Linked DNA regions of Homo sapiens: region 1 is linked to region 2. Evidence: chromatin loops called from intact Hi-C (ENCODE). Cell type or tissue: MCF 10A. All regions are shown on one strand. Links, peaks and the distances in the headings refer to the core of each region. The heading gives the core; the rest is flanking DNA.

Region 1 (9,413 bases), core at 1-8,000, 180 kb before region 2:
TGGGTCTGATGGAGTGCTATGCCCAAGGTCTCATGGAGTGAGTGGAGAAAGCAGGACTGTCCAGGGGTTTTTGGATTCCAAGCACAGTGCTCTGTCTGCTCTGATAAATCACTGCACACCTCACACACAGGCCTCCCATGGAGCAGGACCAGCCTGGGACAGCGGTGGCAGTCCAGAGAAAAGCAAACAAACCCCAGGCCCAGTTTCAGTGTTAGGCTGTGCCCGAGCTCTGAGCCTCTGTCTCTCACCTTCAATGAGAGGCTGCTGCGAGGCAAGCTCACACGTCTAAAGCCAGACACAATTCCAGGACAGAGCAGTTGCTCACTAAATCCTCCTCGCTTTCTGCTGCTCTTCTTCCCTTCCCACCCTCAGGCCTGGCTCCAAGGAGCACAGGCACAGGAACTTTGGGTCATGCAGTCCAGCCCCCTGCTCCCCTCTTCCAGGGCAGGGCAGGGCAGGGCAGGACAGGTGCTCTGCGTGCTTCCTGTGTTGTGTGTCTTCCTGCTCTCACTTTCTCTCCCCTGGGTGGTGTCTTCCTTAAGTGGAAGTGTGTCCCCAGATGCGTGCTGGTTACCATGTCCCGGGGGTTCCTCCTCACATTTGCCATCCAGCCCAGGTCCACAGCTCCGGCCAGCTCATTAGCGGCCTCCTTGTTAGCACGAGGCTCCTGCTCAGGACGGCCAGCGGGAGAGGGTCGCCCGACCATCAGACCACCAGCACTGTGTAGCCTCAGCCACTGACCTGCTGATGCCACCACCACATCCACCACCACCAGACAGTAGGCAGAGAGCACACCAGGCCAGCCACCCATGCTTGATTCACATTTGTTTCAGAGACTTTGATTGGTAGTTGCTTTTGTTCTGCATACCCCAGGCAGAGGGGCCAGATGACCTTGGTTTCTGAACTTCAGGAGGCACTTGCAGCTCAGTCGCAGCTCAGAGGGAAACTGGTTTCCCTATTTCTGCCTCCTCTGTCCCCGAGGGCATGTCCAAAGTTCTCACACTGTCCCTCAGGGAAGAGGCCACCAACCTCTGTGGCATCTCAGACCCCTTGGAAAACACTTCCCAAGCACCATGCTCTGCTGAGGTTGAAAGTCTTTACAACTGGCCCACAAGAAGAAAGAGAAAGTTGGAAAAAGTCATACTGCAGGACAGAGGATTTGCATGCAGCCCCCACTCAAATGGCACTCGAGTCACAGACTCGAAGTAAATACTCACAAAAGTCATGGGACTTGAGGAAAATACTATCACTGGTGGGTTAGGACCATACTAGAGCTATAGAGATACACGGGGACAACAGAGGACAGGTTAGCAGGGTGAGGGCCACCCAGGGACTGGCTCAGTGCTCCTCAGGTCTGGGCTGGTCGAGCCTCAGCCTGCGTTTGGAGAAACTGAGCGCTGGGCTGATTCCCACGAGAAATGAGGTTGGTAGAGGGGCAGCTTCAGCTCCCCGGACTCACCCGCTGCCTCTGCTCAGGGACACCTTCCAGGCCAAGATCTCTTTGTATACTAACCGGCAAAGGAGCTGTGGAGCACAAGGCACAGAGGGAAGGGAGGGCACTGTTAGCACTGAGCACTGAGTGCCCAGCACCAGGGTGACCCGTGGACTGGCAGTGGAGAAGGGGGAGAGACACGCTGCCACTTGGCAAGGGGTCACTCGGGGGAGGGAGAGTGCTTCTGAGCAAAGGGCAGCTGCTCTCATTGCCCCAGAACCCCAAATGGCCAACGCTTTGGACCTCCAGGGTTCCAGTCTGGCAGGACAGAGCATCCCTCAATACCTATCTGTGTACCCCAAGACTCTTACCAAGCAGGCTAGGACGTCGGCAGAGATGAGCATGTAGAAGACATTGTTCCAGCCCGTGGGGGAGATGAGCCCAGCCAGCAGAGGCCCCAGAGCCGCACCTGAATGGAGCACAGCCTCGTGAGCAGGGGTCCTGCACCTCCCCTGCCCACCGGAGGGCACTATGCCTAGGGGCCGGCCCACAACAGAGCTAGAGTCACAGACCTATGGAGCCGGTGCCGTCAATGATGGCCGTGACCGTGGACAGGGCTTTGGCGTTGCCCTTCAGGCTCTTGTGAGTCCCCTGGAGAGAGACAGTGGAGTGGGGAAGCCCAGCTGAGCAGCAGCATGAGCAGAACCAGGACAGGAGAGGGGCTGACTCAGGGAAGGTGGTAACTGGGGTTTGGGCTTGAGAGGAGAGGGGCCCATGGTGCGTTCTGAAGGACTTTGACGGTTTCTCCTCTGCGGGATGGGAGACAGGGAGAAATGGACCTGGAGATGGTGGCCCTGACCAAGCCCCCAGAACGGTCCCTGGCCCTCGGGAGGTGGCCCCACTCACCAGATCAGCAGAGACAGCAGTGGTGATGAGCGCGTATGGGCCATTGACCAGGCCCCCACAGATGATCAGCATCACTGGGACAGCATAGAGACAGCCAGTCAGAGAAGCAGCACCACCCGCAGCCCCAACCCCAAGGCAGGAGCACTCTCCAGCCTTCAGCCCTCCCAGCCCCTCCACCTGTCAGTGCCCCCCGTGGGCCAGCCTCATGGGGCCCCCAAGGCAGTGCCTTTCCCCTGGCCTGGCAGGACTTGCAACCTCCTCCTCACCTATGGAGCTGGCAATCCCGTCCTGGCCAATGTAGTTGTACAGGAACATCTGAGAGAGGAGAGGGGAGAGGCAGAGTCACCCGGAATCCCTTTGCTGGCCTGGAGCCCTGAGGTCTGCAACAACCATCTCCTGCCCTGAAACCCCAGAGGGCATCCTATTCCTTTTCCCCTGCCTATGCAGATTTCTCTGGTCTTTAAATGTCCCAGGGATGGACGGTCTAAAACGTGGTACTCTATCATCTCCCTTTCTCCAAACAGTCTTCTCTCAGATTCAACCTCAATCTCTTCTTTCCTTGATCAAGAAGTTTAGGAGGCGGTCTCCTCTACCAAGGCCAAAGAGTCATGAATCCCCCTCTAAAGTCTGCAGTCTGGCTCTTTTTCCAAGGTGCCTCTGCTGACCCTCGCTTCTCCTCCCCCGTGTGTGCACAATGATGCATGTGCACGCGTACACAGCGACATCAATGTGTGTAACGCGTGGACGTGCACATAGGCCAGAGGCCCACACAGGCTCCTGCTCACATGCATTCGCACTTCACCCTCGGGGTTATACGCACCATGGGGGCAGCCAAGATGAGCATGACACAGCAAGTGGTGGCCCTGCCATTGGTGTAGTCAGAGACGAGCCCTGCCACGATGCCGCCTGGAACACACAGCCACTCACGCACTGACTCCCAGACAGGACCCTGCCATCCCCTCGCCTGGCACCCCAGCTGTGCCCCAGTGCTGGCCTGGGCCTGTCAGCAAGAACCAGCAGAGCTGCTTTTTCCACAGCCCTCCCCTTCCTGTAGTGCCCATCACTACTGGAGACCAAACAAAAGGGCATCTTTCTTAGGCCCACCCAGCCAGGCAGGATCAGAGCTGAGAATAAACCCAGGAGCCATTTTTCCTCTGGTGCCACCTACCCAGGTCATAGCCCATCGGACCTGTCCCTTCTTCCTGCACCCCACAAGAAAAGAGGGGAAGGGAGCCTGCTGGCAGAGCAGGGCAAGGCCTCACCTATGATGCCACCAACATCGAAGAGTGTAGACAGGTCCCCAGCCTCCTTGGCACTAAAGTGAGCTGTGGAAAATACAGGTATGTGGTCAGACCTGGGGTTTGGGGCAAACATCCTGGAGTGTCACAGCTAGAAGCCCTGCAGAGCGTGATCCAGACCACTGCCCCCTTTTCCGAGGAAGAGCTGGGGACCTGTGGAGCAGGCTGGCCAGGGCCACAGGGTGAGAATGCAGCAGTTTGGATAGACGCCCTCTTGGTCCCGTCCTGTGTTGCCCTCTTCCCCTGCAGGATGACCTTCACCTCTCAGAACAAGCCCTCCCTGGCAAGCTCTGGGATCTGGCCCCCGAGCCTGCTGTCCCGTGGCCACCTTTCCCCTGGAGCGCAACCTGAAGCTCAGCCCAGCCCTTTCTCTGCTTCACTCCGGCCCTAGCAGCACTAGGAACTCTTCCCGTTTACCTTAGGCTGTGCTCATACACAGAGCCAGGAAGGAGACTTGCAGGGACACAGGGGCCTCAGGTCACAGGCCTTGGCTCCATGTTTTAAAAAAGGAATGTCCAGAAGCTGAGATTGTAGCCCCACCCTCGAGGGTGCCTCATACTCTGAAGTCAGCACCAAGGCCACAAAACAAAGAGTCACGGTGTCCACAAAGCTGCCCTAGTGCTCCACACTGTCACGAGAGAGGCCCCGACAGAGCTGCGGGGCAAGCTATGGCTTGAACTTGGCCATGACTAATTCCTACAGTATCCTGTTCAGAGCGAGCACAATGTGTGGCAAGGCACTGTTGTTCCTCCCCAGGGCTGGGAGGGAGGGCAGCAGTACTGGGTGACAGGCCCTCAGCCCTGGTGGAGCTTGGAGGCTCCTGGGGGCTGGGCAGGGCGGGGTGGGCTGCTGTTTGGTAGAGCAGCCTGACCTATGGAAAAGCAGAGACCCAGGCCAGGTGGACATGAAACATCCTTTTTCAAATGAGCTCTTCTCATCTATACATCCCTGGGCAGGAGCAGACGGGAGTAGGTCCATGAGACAGGACAGAACACCAGTGCAGCCCAGCAGATCCAGGCACAGGGGCATCGATCACATTAGGTCCCACGGGGAGAAGACCACCAGGGTCACCACCAGGCTACAAGGAGTGGGGTCACTCACCAGGCCCTCTTCCTTGGGCTGGGGGAGAGATCTAGCAGGCAGGCCTTCCCTAGCACCTCCAATGCTACCACCTATGAGCCAAGCAGCCTGGAGGGGGTTTCTCCTACACTAAGGGCTAGAGAAGAAGATAGCAAGAATTGCAGAACAGAGCTCTGAGTTCCTAACCCCCAGCTCAGTTCCAAGGGGAGAAAAGGTGGCTGGAGTCAGGGTCTAGGGGGTAGTTTGCTGGGTTTAGCTTTCATTTAAGTAAACAACTAAATCAAGCTCCTTTCACTCTAGGAGAGGTTCAGCAGGAATTCTGCCTATATACTGGAATCACAGGCATCACCACGACGGGCTTCCTCTCCCACCAGAGGCAGCCTTGGCCTCCTCAGAGACCCCTTCATTCCCCTTCTCTTGGACTTACCCACATTGGCGATGTAGAGGGGCAGCCAGTAGAGGAAGGTGTAACTGACCAGCTTGGCAAACAGCAGACACAGAGAGAACTCGACCACGCCCTGGGGAGTGCAACAGGGGGCACATGGGAAGGGGTCCAGAGGTCCTGGGTTCAGTGGTGGCCCCAAGGGGTGCTCAGCACCACCCCAGTACTTTCCATCACCTGCCACACAAGGCAGCCTCCAACACATCCAGTCCCAATAAAAGCAACATGACCACTGTGCAAGGTTGTTTCAAGACAAATCTCCCACACTGCCCTCCCCAAGCAGGCTGCCCAACTTACACCTCCCCTATAAAGAAGTTCTAGAAAAATAGATCACCCAAGCACCCCATCTCCTCATCACCAACAGAAAAAATCTGGAAAGCCCCTCTCTTTCCTCCATTCCACAAACTTCTTACTGGGATCCGGAGCGCCCCAAAGAAGCTGATGGCAGCAGGCTCTTCGCATGGCCCCTTGGAGCATTTGGCCACAGTCTCAAGGCCGCTCTCCCTGATAGAGCAGGGACTGTTCCCAGGGTCCTCAGGGTTGTCCTGGTTCTCAGCTGGCTCACCCTGAGCAGAGGAGATGAGCCCTGCTGTGGGTGCGTCCATGTGCTGCCTCCCACCAGCTGAAGGTGCAGCCCAGGCAAGAGACACTGGCTCCCAGGATGGGGAGGCACACGTTCGTCTCGGGCTGGACTGACCTGCCAGACTCATCAGGCTGTAGGGCCAACCCATGGGCCTAGCACTGGGTCGGTGAGGTCAGTGAGGGCCAGAACTCCCTGCTCTAGCTCCCCAGGCCTCTCCGGGTCCAGCCCTCTGGATGGAGTTGGAGGGCAGGGATAGGGCTGGGAGGGCTCACACTCACGTGGTGCTGAGGAGGGGCGCAGTCCACATCTTCTGGGTCTAGAAAAAAAAATCGCTTTCTAAGAAGTTTCCCAACCCCCGCCCCCCCAATCCCGAGGTGATTGCCAGGCCCTCACCTTGCACTGGATCTAAGCCATCCCGGGAACCAGCCCCGCCTCCAGCTCCTAAGGTGGCCAGTGTGTGTCCCAGCAGGAGGGAGCGGGGCCTGGGGCTCAGGAGACAGCTTTCTAGGCCTGGCTTTCCTAACAACCAGCAGTGTCACTACTGCCTCTTGGACTTTAGTACTCTTAGCTACAGAGTGGCTCTCATACCTGGCCTGGCTAGTGCACAAGACCACCTGCAGCAAGTGGAGAGCCTGGTCACTGTAACAATGTCCCTTCAACTCCACCCTCCCTGATCACACCTCTCAGATTCAACCAATGCTTGCCAAGCACCTCCTGTGGGCCTGGCATTTTAACTATGGTGTCTCAGTTAAGCCTGCAGAAATCCTACGAAATAGACATTATTATTACTATTATTATTTTACAAATGAGAAAATAAAGGCTCTGAAAGATTGTCCAAAGTCACACGGCTGGTCCTCCCACTCTGTGACCAGCAATCTTTCCAGTAGATCCAGCTGCCTTCTCCCAGAAACCGAGAACTTCTAGGCTCACTTGTGGGGAGTGAGGGGCCCACTCACGTTCGATGAGGAAGAGGAAGGTGATGACGCCCATGACGGCAGTAATGATGCCAGGCACGATGAACGACAGGCCCCACTGCCCGTTCACCCAGATGCCGGCGATCAGGGAGCCCAGGATGTTGCCCACAGATGTGTGGGAATTCCAGATGCCCATGATGAACCCCCGCCTGGAAGGGAGGGAGAGAAGGGAAGAGGTATAAAAAGTAAAAAGCAAAGCACATTGTTCATAGCAACTGCCCCAGCCAAGCTCTAAAGCTGGGCTGACTACAGCTTCCCCGAGGCACCAAAGACAGCCCCAAAGCCCCAAGTCAGCAAGGAGTGGGAGACCTTGGATGGTGTCAAGCAGGTGGCTGCAGGGCCTGTGGTCTCGCTCCGCCTGCCCAGCTCCCTGAGTGAGTGCCGATGGGAGCTCTAGCCACACTGAGGGCATGGGGGCCCCGGCCCTCGTTCTTCTCTTCTGTCCCACGATCTCACTCTAAAGCACTGTCCTCAACCAGGGGTGATCCTACCCCCAAGGGATATCTGGTAACAGCTAGAGATTTTTCATGGTCACAGCTCAGGGTGTGCTATGGCATCCAGTGAGCAGATGCCAGGAAGGCTACTACTAAACAGCCTGCAGTGGTAGGACAGTCCCCAAACAAGGGTCCAATAGCCCAGAAAGTCAGTAGTGCCAAGGGTGAGAACTCCTTCTCCAAAGCAACTTTGTTTTGCACACAAGCCAATTCGGGGTCGGGGTTGGGGGGCAGGGCGGAAGTTTTATAGGCTTCTTTTTGTCTTCGTTGAAAATAGAAATTAATCTATTATTAGAAAAAAACATAACTAAGGTTGCCTGCTCTATGGGTTAAAGCCTCATCAGTGAGAAAATCAGCACTGCTTTTAGCCACTTCTAAGCACGTGAACAGCAACGTGGAGGCCGCTTTCTGACCCTTCCCTCTGAAATTACATCAGAGGCCACGGTGACCAGCTCAGGACCCCCAGCCCTCCCAATCCTTCCCACTCCTCCTCCCTTGTTACACTCACTTCCCCTTCCCGAACCAGTTGCCAACACAGGTCACCACAGAGGGCCAGCCTGTGGTCTGGACGAGTCCATTACAGACCTGCAGGGAGAGAGAAGGGAGGGTGGGAACAGGCCTGGGCTGTGCGACTGGCTCCCTGCTCTGACCACCCTGGGCTGAGGAGGTTCAATTTCGTGGCCAAGGGGCCCTCCATACCCCACACTACAAACCTTACCCTTCCCTTACACACATGCCACACCTCCTCAATGGCATGAGCTGGCTTCTCTCGCTCAAGATTGTTCAAGCAGAGACCAAGCCTCTCGTGCATTGGAAGTGACCACAGCGTTGTGCTCAAGGCCAACTCTCTGAGTGAACAAATGCGGGGGCAGTGGGGCCAGGAGGTAGAACTCAGTGCAGTGTAATAGAGAGCACTGGACAGGGAGCCAGGAACACAGGCTCCCACCCGCTGTGAGCTGCGGTCTCCCAGGTCCTTCCCGAGACGGCAACACAGGCCCAAGTGCAAGACGGTGATTCATACCTGGATGACCACAAAGTACCAGAGCTCGTGGATGTTCCAGAAATATCCCAGGCCAAAGAGCGAGGTGAAAAGGCCACTGAGCAGCATTCCAGCTGAGAGGTAGTAACGGAGCGGAAGCCGCTCCCCAAAAACCCCACTGGGGAAGAGAAAGTTGGATCTGCGGTTAAGCTCCTCTGTGTCCACCTCAACTCCCTACCATGTTTCTGCCCCCACCACGCTAGGAAGTGGCTCTGGCCAAGGTCCCACCAATGACTTCTGTGTTGCCATGTGACGGGGCCAACCTCTGTCCCCCACTGCTTCTGTGACACCTGGCCATGCTCCATGAATTTAGCTTTCCCATCTTCCTCCGCTTGGCCGGCCCCTCGTGTCGTGCGTTTTCCTCTCGGTGCGGTCTTTTGCAACACTTTCACCATTGCCACAACCACCCATAGGCTAAATAGCTCCACAGGCATCACATGCATATCTTCAGGCCTGATCTGTCTCCCAGAGCTTCACAGTCACAGACAGGTGCCTCCTGGACATCTTTATTTGGATGCCCCCGGGGCATTTAAATAAACCCAGTGCTCTTAAGCTGAATTCCTCTTCCTCTTCCCACCAACCACCCTGACGCCTTCATCATCCTGCTATCCTCATCTGAGTGAATGCCACCCCTTGGGCACTCAAGCCAGGCTCAGAGCTCCCTCAGCCTCCCACCTTTCCTCCCCACCCCTCACATTCAGTCTCCAAGACTCACCGGGCTACCTCTTAGCTAGTGCTCCAGTACATAGCCTCTTTCCACCTCTATCACCACTGTAGTAACATAAGCTCAACAGCTTGGGCTACTGTCAAATTGGTCACTCTGTATGACCAGTCTCATCCACCTCAGCATCACTCTCAGAGTGAGCTCTCAGAAATGCTCATCTGGATGGGACGCCCTGGCGAAAACCCTTCCATGCGTCTCTGCCCATGGACCTCATGTGCAAATGACCTCAGCCCTCAGCCCTGCTGCTACCTTCCTTACACTGTCATTCCCTCCATACACCTGCCCGCGGTTCCTCCCGTAGATCATGCTGTTTCTTCACATTTGCCCTACTTGCTCGTGCTATTCCTTCTGCCCAGGTCTCCATCTGCACCGCCGCACCCAAGTCCCTTGCATCAGGTCAGGCACCATCTCATCCAAGAAGCATCCCCGACCCCTCTGCTC
Region 2 (10,988 bases), core at 1,241-9,240:
GTGTGAATACTTTTGAACTCATCCTTTGAGATTGGCGCAACCGTGATATCAAAATGAAACAAGGAAAGTAAGAGGAAAAAAATTATAGGTCAATTTCATGAACATAGATGCAAGCCATTCTAAACAAAATATAAGCAAGTGAATCCAAGAATGTTTAAAAGGGGTATCTATCATGACCAAACTCTATTTTTCCCAGGAATGCAAGAATAATTTAACATTAGCAAATTCATAAATATCATTTGCCACATTAGCAGATTAAAGGAGACAAACTATCTCAATAGATGCCCAAAAAAAGCACTTGTAAACTTTAATACTTAATTATGATTAAGATCTCTTAACAAACTAGAAGTAAAGGAAACTTGTAAAACCTGATAAATAGTATCCATAAAAGCTAACAACAAACATCATTCTTAATGGTGAAACACAAGAAACATTCCTTTTAAAATGAAGAAGTAAATAAAGATGCAATCACTCCTATTCAACATTGTACTGGTAAAGTGAGAAAAAGAAATAACAATATAAAGTTTGGAAATAAAAAACCAAAACTGTCACATATTCAGATTTTATGACTTTCTACATAGAAAATTCAAAAGAATCTACAAACCATTATTTCTAATATCAGGATATCTCAGTTCTTTATTGCCCTGTAACAAACCACCCCAATATTGTGTGACTTAATAGCGTTTCATTTGTTTGCAGTTCTTTGTGTCAGCAATTTGCCTACTCAGGTGGGCAATTCATTTGCTGGTGCTGCCTGTGGTCACTATATTATCTAGGGATTTGAACTGGAGCTGGACACCTTGGATAGCCTCATTCACACGTCTGGTGATTGATGCTGGCTGTTGGCTAAAAGAGTTCATCTCTGCTCTATGTGGCTAACCCAAGCTTCTTCACATGGTCATCTTAGGAAGTGTTTCAATAGGGAAAAGCAGAAGCCACAAAGCTTCTTAAGGCTTACTCTTGGAAGTTCTGTGGTATCACTTCTACTCTATTCTGTGGGCCAAAGCAATTCACAAGGCCAGCCCAGCTTCAGGGGGCTGGAAAATAGATTTTATTCTTCATGAGACAGGAAAAAAGCATTGTAAATGGATATGCATCAGGATGGTAGGGATTATTGCAGCTATCTTTACAGATAATCTGCAACACAATGTTTAACAAGTATGCTAATAATACATTTAGCAAAATATGTGTAAAATCTATATAGTGTGAATTATAAAACTTTATTAAAATACATTGTAGAAGATCTAAAGTTAAAAAGAGGTACACATGTTCCTGAATATGAAGACTTAAATGTTAGTTCTTTCTATAGATTCAAACAATTCCAATAAAAATTCCACAATATTTTCAAAGAACTTAACAAGCAGAAGACCCAAGAATAGCCAAGATACTCCTGAAAAAAGAAAGGAGGGAGGAGAAACACCCTACCAGATAGCAAAACTTATTATATAGCTCTAGTAATAGATAAAGTGTGGTATTCATGCAGGAATAGACAATAGGTTAATGAAACAAGCTATGTATACATGAACATTTGATGTATGAATGAATCATAGCAGGTCACTGGGATTAAGCAATGAATAGGGCTGGGATAATAGGCTACCATCTGAAAAAAATATATCCCTACATCAAGCCATATAAAATAATCAATTAGCGATAGTTCAAAAATTGTAGTGTAAAATGTTTAAACTTTTAGAAGAAAATATGGAATAATATATTTACTTTAGTGTAGATGAAGTTTTCTTTAAAAGTAGAAAGAATACACTAAACATAAAAATAAATATTAATAACTTTACAGTAAAATTAACAACTTCTGTTATATCATAAAGAAATAAAATATGAGATCAAACTTGTTTTTACAACATCTTTAATCCACAGAGAATTATTACCCAGAATACATAAAAACTCCTAAGAGTTATTGAGAAAAAGACAAATAAGCAATAGAAAAGTGGGCAAAAGGTAGAAGTAGATATTTCCCAGAAGATAAAACCTAAACTGTGAGTAAACCCTTGAAAAGATGCTCAGCTTCATTATTTTTTAACGAGGCAATGCAAATTAGACAACTATAAAATATCACTTCTTCTAGTAAAGTCGCAAAAATTAAGAAGTCCACCAACTGCTCTGAGGACGTGGCTCAAGGACATTGGTACAATTGACTCGGGAAACATCTGCTAATTTCATCAAAAGTGGAATATTTGTACATCTCAAGACCTAGGTATTCTACTCCTAGGTTTATTTTCTAGAGAAACTCTTAACTGGTTATACTAGGGGATATATAAAATAGAGATTCAGAGCAGCACTGTTTATAATAGAAAAAGAACCACTTGATATACTACATATTCAAGAAAAAGACCCACTTGATATACTACAAAGACACTCCTCTGCAAAGAATCATTGCATGTCCTTTCTTCCCAACAGCACCCAATTTTGAGTGAAGCCTCACTTCCCTGGACCCTCCACGAAATCACCCAATCAAAGCCCAAATCCTAGAATAGGTTCTTTCTAACATCTCTCTTACTTAGACATTCCATAGTTCTCCATGGCATGCACTCTCTCAAGCTGCAAGAAGTAAATCAACTTGTTCAACAATAGGTATGTTCCTGATGGTCTTTGACTGGAGGGCATTGACAGGGTGAACACAAAGCACAGTAACAGATCTCCCCTTCTTCCTGGACATGTGAGCAAATGGTTAAATATTGATGTCAGCAGCCCTTGAAATCTCCAACTGGGCAATGTTTAAGCTAGGTGTGATCCATAGTCATTGGTGTCGAGAAAGTTAAGAAAATGTAGGGTTGAGAGTATTCGATGTGATTTTAGATTCCAAGCACCTAAAATCACCCATGATGTTGATGGGACCAGAAACTAGGGAATAGATGCTGTCCAGTGAAGTGGCCTTAGGGTGAGTTTTCCAGCCAGCTAAGAGGAGGTTTTTACTGTCTTCTCTCTTGACTCAATTTCCCTCCAGCTGTTGGCATCTTGGAACAAACTTGAGAATTTATAGATTGAGACCAAGCAGACTCAAGCAAAAAAGGGGAAAAAACAAGAAGGCAAAAAGTGTGAGTCTCAAATCCAAAAAGAGTATCAAGGGGTAGCTGGGACTGGCTATGGCTGTGTTGGTCAGGCATGCTGATCCCAGAACACTCAAAGGACAACTAACACATATCTAGTGTTTTCAGAGAACTTTCATGTCCATTGTCTGTAAACCTCATGCAGACATTTTACAAATGAGGGCAGTGGGACTCAGAGAGGTTATGTGACTTACTCAAGATTTCTCTGCCAATAAGAAGTGGAAGCAGGATCTCAACCCCAGTGTAACTGACTCCAAATCCCACCTGAGTTTATCCCTTTTTCTCCACCAGCTTGGCCAGCAGGAGTCTCAGATTGCATCTTCAGAGATCACAGAGCAGAAAGCCAAAGAAGCCAGGAGCCAGACATTGAAGAGAAATTTCCTCTGGAGGCTTGCTCAGAAGGGCACCTGGTGCTTCCCCTCTCTTCTCCCTCTTACAAGCAACGAAGGGGGAGTTAGAAAACACAAAACACCAGAACTAGGGATGAAGGAAGGCACTGCTTAAACTGGTCACCAGGACAGCACATCACCAGAGCCCCAGAACAGAGCTTCTCTGAAATAGCAATTGGGGCGGCTCCCACCAAGCCACATCATCCCCATGACTCATGCAGTCGGCTCTTCCTTAGTTTGTGGAAATGAGACAATGAGGATGCGGATGCACCAGGTTGCTGGAAATGAGCCCTGCAGTCTCTGGGAGCCATCCAGACATACCCTACTGTTGGGAAGTCCCCTCGGCCACCACCGCATGTCACTCTGAGTGCCCTGGAGAAAAAGTTCTAGTGTCCTGCAGGAACAACTGAGGAATCTGCCCCTCCAATCACCTTCAGGTGTTAGCACCTAGCTCTCCAAAACCTGGGAGTAGGGTGAGGCTCTGCTGAAGGTGATCTCCAGGCACGGGGCATGTGACTGTGGGGCAGGGGACATTCCTCGGGCTGCAGGAGCCTCTGGGGCTCTGTCCCTGCGGTGCACACAGACCGTTTCACCTCTCCTTTCTCACCCTGCTGAGGACGGGGCTAGTGATGGATTGGAATTCCTTTGAGATTTGCCTTATTTTCCCCTGAGGGAAACCTAGCGTCTTTCTGGATTGTGGAGACTGGAGTAAAATCCAGTTGGCATTAAAACATTAGCGAGCACTTAATTAGTGTCCCCAAAACCAATGTAGAAGCAGAGGAGACTAAAAGCAGACTGCTGACAGTGACATTCTTGATAAGCTGATAGTCAGGGAGTCAGACAGTCTTGGAGGCTTTGTACCTGGGAAATCCCAAATTGGCCTCCTGTGCAGTAAATCCTCCAATCCCACCACATCCTTTCCTGTCTCATCCTCAGCTGACTTCAGTGTCACATGAATCTCCCCTTCATCACTCTGGCCCCACAGATCCTTGACCCCATAAACTCGACTCCATTCTGCCTGCCCCACAATAAATACACGTTAGCTCAGCTTTACGGATCACTCATAATGCATCAGGCACTGGATGCCAGTGGTTTTATGCTTTATGTATTTCATCATTACTTTATCCCTCAAGGTAGGAACTACTATTACTATTTCCATTTTACAGAGAACTACTATTACTATTTCCATTTTACAGATTTGCCCAAGGTCTCCACAGAAGCTGATTTCATCCATCTCTGAGCTGAATATGGACACATCCTGTGGGAATCTCCCAGCTTATCCCAGACGCTCTGAGTCCTTCTTGTCTCCCACCCTACTCCACCTAGTGGTCCATCTGCCCCTGGGGAAATGGACCAGGGCGTTACAATCCACCCCTGCTCCACTTCACTCAGCCTCTCCAGCCTGCAGCCCCACTGCCCTCTGTCCTCAGCTTCTTGCTGTGTCCTGAGACTCCCGGGGTTTTCATTCCTCTCTAGCAGGTGGTAAAGGGATAAGGATTGGGATCCAGGGATAAGATTTAAATAGAGGATTAAGGCTCTGATTGGAGTTATGGTTAGTGTAAGGATACACCCACAGAATTTGGGGTAGGAATTGGGGCCAGAGAACAGAATTTGGGATTTCAGAATTAGAGGTGCCAAGGGTAGTGACATTCTGTTCTCTGGCCCCAATTCCTATCCTTCCAGCTCTGCCACTCCATGACTTTCACTCTGCCTATTCTTTAGCCTCTGCAAACTCCCCAGTTTGTAGAGACCATGGTGTTTCCTTGCTCCAGTTCTGTCTTTGTCAGTATTGGTCTGAGTTTGAGAGGAAAGAGGAGGAGTGAAGGAGACTTCTACTTGGCAGGCTGTTAGTCTGTGGCTGGCACCGAAGCCAGGATGGGAAGGGGGAGGAAGGGAGGGCGTCAGCTGGGTTAGGGGCCCTGCAGAGAAGCTGGCCAGGAACAATTGGGAACAAAGGCTGGATACTCTTCCGCTGAGCCCCAGAGCCTGGCCTTGGCCTTCCGGGAACAGCTCCAGGAAATGGCTGAGATTCCAGATTTGGAAGGAAGAGGCCAGTAAACATGAGCTGGGATCTGACAGGGGAGTGTGGCCTCTGTCTAGGTTGTGGGGGAAAGGAGGCAGCGGGCAAGAGCTGACATTGTAGGCTCAAAACCTGCAAGGCCTGTCTGCTACATATATGGACACAGGCTCTTGGGACTGGAAAGACTCTTAAAAGGTCTTTTACTCCAACCACCTTTCCAGGGCCTGAAAAATACTCCTGCCGAGGATCCTCCAATAGTTTCAGTGATGGGATGGGCCTAAAAAGAAATACACAATGTTGGCTCAGCTTTACGGATCACTCATAATGAGTCAGGCACTGGATGCCAGTGGTTTTATGCTTTATGTGTTTCATCATTACTTTATCCCTCAAGGTAGGAACTACTATTATTATTTCCATTTTACAGAGAAGGAAACTGACTTGCCCAAGTTCTCCACAGAAGCTTATTTCATCCATCTCTGAGCTGAATATGGACACACCCTGTGGTAATCTCCCAGCTTGTCCCAGATGCTGAGTCCTTCCTGTCTCCCACCCTACGCCACCTCCTGGTCCATCTGGCACTGGGGAAATGGATGAGGGTGTTACAATCCACCCCTGCTCCACTTCACTCAGCCTCCCCAGCCTGCAGCCCCACTGCCCTCTGTCTTCAGCTTCTTGCTGTGTCCTGAGACTCCTGGGGTTTTCACTCTTCTCTAGCAGGTGTCAAAGGGATAAGGATTGGGATCCAGGGATAAGATTTAAATAGAGGATTAAGGCTCTGATCGGAGTTTTGGTTAGTGTAAGGATACCCTGTAAGAAATCCCCGAGTAGATCATGAGATAAAGCTTAGCGCTGAAGTTAGGGTCGGGGGTTATAGCTAAATGGTCGAGGTCAGAGAGTTTCTCGCCTCTGGTCTCCTCCCAGTTCTCCAAGGCACTGAGGGCCAGGCAGGAAGCATCGGTTTCCTCAAAGCCGCTTCCCTCCTGGGGCAGAGTCTCGGTCACAAACAACCACCACCGGCCCACCCCGCCCCTCCTTCCCTCTTCACTGTGAGCTCAGAGCAGCAGGACAAAGTGCTCGGGACAAGGACATAGGGCTGAGAGTAGCCATGGGCTCTGGAGGAGACAGCCTCCTGGGGGGCAGGGGTTCCCTGCCTCTGCTGCTCCTGCTCATCATGGGTGAGTTGCTCTCCCTCTCCTGGCCCATGCTCCTCCATCCAAGGCCTGCTCAGGGCAGAAGGGGCCTGCTGACTGCCTGCTTCCCTTTTGCAGTGGGGGGACCAGAGATGAGGATGAGGATGATGATGATGAGTGTGTGTAAGTGTATGTGTGTTTGTGCATGTGCGCACACACCAGAGAGAGAAAGAAGGAAAGAGAGACTGAGAGAGAAAGAAAGAAAGAGAGAAAGTAAGAGAGAGAGAGAGAGAGAGAGAGCGAACATGCTATGCAAGCCCTGGCCTGGATGCTGTGCATGCTGGCCCTCTCTCCTCCTAGCTGGCTTGTTCTTTGGGAGGCAACCTTTAGTAGTTCAGATTACAGGTTTTCTGGCAAACTCGCACACAAGAGAAGACAGATGAGGGGTGGGCCAGGAATTTGGGGTGTTGCTGGTGATCAGACTGGGCTCTGCTCCCTTTCCCTCCCAGGAGGCATGGCTCAGGACTCCCCGCCCCAGATCCTAGTCCACCCCCAGGACCAGCTGTTCCAGGGCCCTGGCCCTGCCAGGATGAGCTGCCAAGCCTCAGGCCAGCCACCTCCCACCATCCGCTGGTTGCTGAATGGGCAGCCCCTGAGCATGGTGCCCCCAGACCCACACCACCTCCTGCCTGATGGGACCCTTCTGCTGCTACAGCCCCCTGCCCGGGGACATGCCCACGATGGCCAGGCCCTGTCCACAGACCTGGGTGTCTACACATGTGAGGCCAGCAACCGGCTTGGCACGGCAGTCAGCAGAGGCGCTCGGCTGTCTGTGGCTGGTGAGGCCTGGGAGGGGAGCTTCAGGGTGGGGCAAACCTGGGTGGAGACATCTGAGCTGAATGTTCAAGGGAACATCTGAGAGGTCAGTGGGATACCTGTGAGCAGAGGCCTGGGCTGGAAGGCTTGGGAGGGCAAGCTGGGGCGGGGCTGGCCCTAAATGGGAGGCCAGGAAGGTGGGCAAAGCAGAAGGGGGCAAGAGTGATAAGGGAGAGAGAAGAGGCCTGGGCCCTGCTCCGTGTCACCTTCCATCCTCCCCACAGTCCTCCGGGAGGATTTCCAGATCCAGCCTCGGGACATGGTGGCTGTGGTGGGTGAGCAGTTTACTCTGGAATGTGGGCCGCCCTGGGGCCACCCAGAGCCCACAGTCTCATGGTGGAAAGATGGGAAACCCCTGGCCCTCCAGCCCGGAAGGCACACAGTAAGTGTGGCCCCCTCCCCCACACTTCATCCTGGCCTGGGCAGACCTGGGTACACCCTGATGGACTGACCTGCCGTCCAGCCCCGCATCCTCCGGTAGAATTTGAGGAGGGGAGAGCAGGGGGCCTCAAACTTCCCCCCAGCTCAGAGCCCCTCCCCACATAGGAGACTTCACAGTGAACCTGGCCCTGACAGGTGTCCGGGGGGTCCCTGCTGATGGCAAGAGCAGAGAAGAGTGACGAAGGGACCTACATGTGTGTGGCCACCAACAGCGCAGGACATAGGGAGAGCCGCGCAGCCCGGGTTTCCATCCAGGGTAAGGGCAGGGGTGGGCTACAATCAGAGCCAGGCTGCAGGCTCCAGTTGGGGTGGTGTATTCTGGTTTGGGCTGGGGTTAAGGTATGTGGGGTCAGGGTCAAAGTGCTGGGGGTCTCACGTAGCGGGAGGTTCCCCCCTGCTAGAGTAGAAATCGGAATGCTCAAGACCTGGAGACTCTGGGAGTTTGGGTTCCCTGGGGTTCCTCCCTGGCTGAGGGATGTTCCACGCCTCAGTTCTGTCACTCTGGCCTATAAGCCCCAGCCCAGCCCTATCCTCCCCACAGAGCCCCAGGACTACACGGAGCCTGTGGAGCTTCTGGCTGTGCGAATTCAGCTGGAAAATGTGACACTGCTGAACCCGGATCCTGCAGAGGGCCCCAAGCCTAGACCGGCGGTGTGGCTCAGCTGGAAGGTGAGGACCAGGTGCTAAGGGTAAAAGCCGATCCAGAGCTCAAGAAAGGGCGTTCCTGAGCTCTCTGACCCCCCGCCCTTCCTCGAAACTCCTTCCCAGGTCAGTGGCCCTGCTGCGCCTGCCCAATCTTACACGGCCTTGTTCAGGACCCAGACTGCCCCGGGAGGCCAGGGAGCTCCGTGGGCAGAGGAGCTGCTGGCCGGCTGGCAGAGCGCAGAGCTTGGAGGCCTCCACTGGGGCCAAGACTACGAGTTCAAAGTGAGACCATCCTCTGGCCGGGCTCGAGGCCCTGACAGCAACGTGCTGCTCCTGAGGCTGCCGGAAAAAGGTCAGGGCCTGATCCCTTCAGAAGCCAACAATATCCCCTCTGGCTCCTTCTTATTTGGGGGCCCCTGGACTGTTCTGCTTCAGTCTTGAGGGGAGATTATGGGTCCTACCCTGGGACTCCCTTCTGCCCTGGCCAGGCCAGCAGAGCTTCAAGAGGCTTCTTGTCTCTTCAGTAGGGTTCTGACGCTGTGTCCCCCAGCCCAGCTCCTTTCCCTAGAGTCCTCTCCCTCAGAGCCCCTCATAGTCTCTCTTCCACCCCTCCAGTGCCCAGTGCCCCACCTCAGGAAGTGACTCTAAAGCCTGGCAATGGCACTGTCTTTGTGAGCTGGGTCCCACCACCTGCTGAAAACCACAATGGCATCATCCGTGGCTACCAGGTACCCCCACTAGCTGTCATAGCCCTTCCTACTGCTGCCAGGACATCTCTTTTCTCTGGAGTTCTGCATACCCTTGCTCTGGGCACTGAGAAAGGTACCTGGGCAGAGAAGCAAAGGAAACCTGCTTTTGCTGAGCAAGGACCCACTGGCTTCCAGACCCTGCCAAGCACTTGACCTCCATGATCCCGTTTTACCTCACAGTCCACCCTGGGGTATTATCCCCAATTTACAGACATGGAAAGTGGGGCAAAGGCCACAGGAATAAGAAACAGAGTAGATCAAACCAGGCTGTGAGTCAGGGAGTGGGGCTCAAAGTTTGACTTCTAGAGCAGCAACATCAGCCTCACCCAGGACCTTGTTAGGAATACAAACCCTCAGATCCTTTCCCAGGCCTCATAAATCAGAAACTCAGAGATGGGCCTGGCAAACTGTACTATAGCAGGCCCCCCTGGTGACTTGGAAGCACGCTGTTGTTTGAGAATTGCTATGTTACATGTGTTTTAGCAGCTTGCTTGTGCCCTTCTACTGTTGATCTAGAGAGAGGTATCTCTCACTTGGTAGGGAGAATAGGAGGGGAATAGGAAATTGGGTGCATTCCCCAAGTGGATGGCAGGGCAGAATAACCACACCCCTGGAGTCTGATCTGCAGATAAAGGGCTTGGCTTCTGGGATGGTGCCTGGGGAAGCTGTTCACCTCTGCTTGTGCCTCAGGTCTGGAGCCTGGGCAACACATCACTGCCACCAGCCAACTGGACTGTAGTTGGTGAGCAGACCCAGCTGGAAATCGCCACCCATATGCCAGGCTCCTACTGCGTGCAAGTGGCTGCAGTCACTGGTGCTGGAGCTGGGGAGCCCAGTAGACCTGTCTGCCTCCTTTTAGGTGAGGGCAGTGCCCACAGACCCACCCTACCCTTCAGCCTGCATCCCGCCTTCCTCTCTCCCTGCTCCCGCCTCACACTTCCAGCTCTTCCCCCTTGCCTGCCAGGCCCTCAATGCCTCGACTCCCTCTCCCTCTGAGCTCTGCATCCCATACAGAGCAGGCCATGGAGCGAGCCACCCAAGAACCCAGTGAGCATGGTCCCTGGACCCTGGAGCAGCTGAGGGCTACCTTGAAGCGGCCTGAGGTCATTGCCACCTGCGGTGTTGCACTCTGGCTGCTGCTTCTGGGCACCGCCGTGTGTATCCACCGCCGGCGCCGAGCTAGGGTGCACCTGGGCCCAGGTGAGAGTCTGAGGGGGACCCACATGTATACAGGCCTCCTCAGCATCCAGCCAGAATGGTGCAGGGGCTTTGGATCTCTGACCAGGTGATCCAGCCTCTGGATTTAGCTTTCCTCCTGCCTTCTCCCAGGTCTGTACAGATATACCAGTGAGGATGCCATCCTAAAACACAGGTGAGAGGTGAAAGGGGAGGTCTGAAGTAAGGGAGGGTGGCAAGGGACAGTGGAGCTGCAACAGAGAAGAATGGAGTACTAGTCTACCTGCCAGGGAGTTTGGGACTGTCGTACATGAATCTCTCCTGTAACTCCAACTGATAGTTCATTTCTCTGTCATTAATATTCCTATCACACCACTTGACAGACTAGTAAACTGAAACTCATAAAACCTTCTAAACCCCCAATCCAGGACTCTTGTCACCCCACCTCTCCTGCTGCCTCACCCGCTAGGTGGAGAATAATCAGCATGAGACGACCACCT

The links. A loop is a pair of places that touch in the nucleus more often than their neighbours do. Peaks named below come from ENCODE experiments on the same cell type or tissue, not always from the same donor. Only the 100,000 strongest peaks of a DNase experiment are listed, where the experiment ranks them.
Region 1: it touches region 2 in a loop (11-fold over the local background); 1 of 110 quality-filtered maps calls a loop at or near these places.

What each region holds. Positions count from the first base shown.
Region 1 is chr11:125,078,065-125,087,477 of GRCh38, reverse strand. SLC37A2 (solute carrier family 37 member 2) reads right to left here. Exons shown (of 18, transcript NM_001145290.2): 5 at 8,231-8,366; 6 at 7,718-7,794; 7 at 6,698-6,864; 8 at 6,020-6,057; 9 at 5,572-5,724; 10 at 5,144-5,234; 11 at 3,601-3,663; 12 at 3,159-3,244; 13 at 2,605-2,653; 14 at 2,339-2,412; 15 at 2,005-2,083; 16 at 1,804-1,901; 17 at 1,460-1,524. Among named protein-coding and RNA genes, the nearest start is that of SLC37A2, 19 kb to the right of the region's middle. RefSeq lists enhancers at 3,752-4,951, 5,379-5,928. In MCF 10A, for the core only: no CTCF peak of the experiment used is centred there; a DNase peak (open chromatin) is centred at 4,317.
Region 2 is chr11:124,893,384-124,904,371 of GRCh38, reverse strand. ROBO4 (roundabout guidance receptor 4) reads left to right here and starts at 6,507. Exons shown (of 18, transcript NM_019055.6): 1 at 6,507-6,646; 2 at 7,111-7,440; 3 at 7,702-7,859; 4 at 8,054-8,174; 5 at 8,460-8,587; 6 at 8,687-8,915; 7 at 9,179-9,291; 8 at 10,003-10,171; 9 at 10,327-10,512; 10 at 10,642-10,684. The coding sequence starts at 6,577. All of the region lies in intron 1 of LOC107984406 (a long non-coding RNA gene), which reads right to left. RefSeq lists an enhancer at 5,992-6,614. In MCF 10A, for the core only: no CTCF peak of the experiment used is centred there; DNase peaks (open chromatin) are centred at 3,661, 5,431 and 5,791.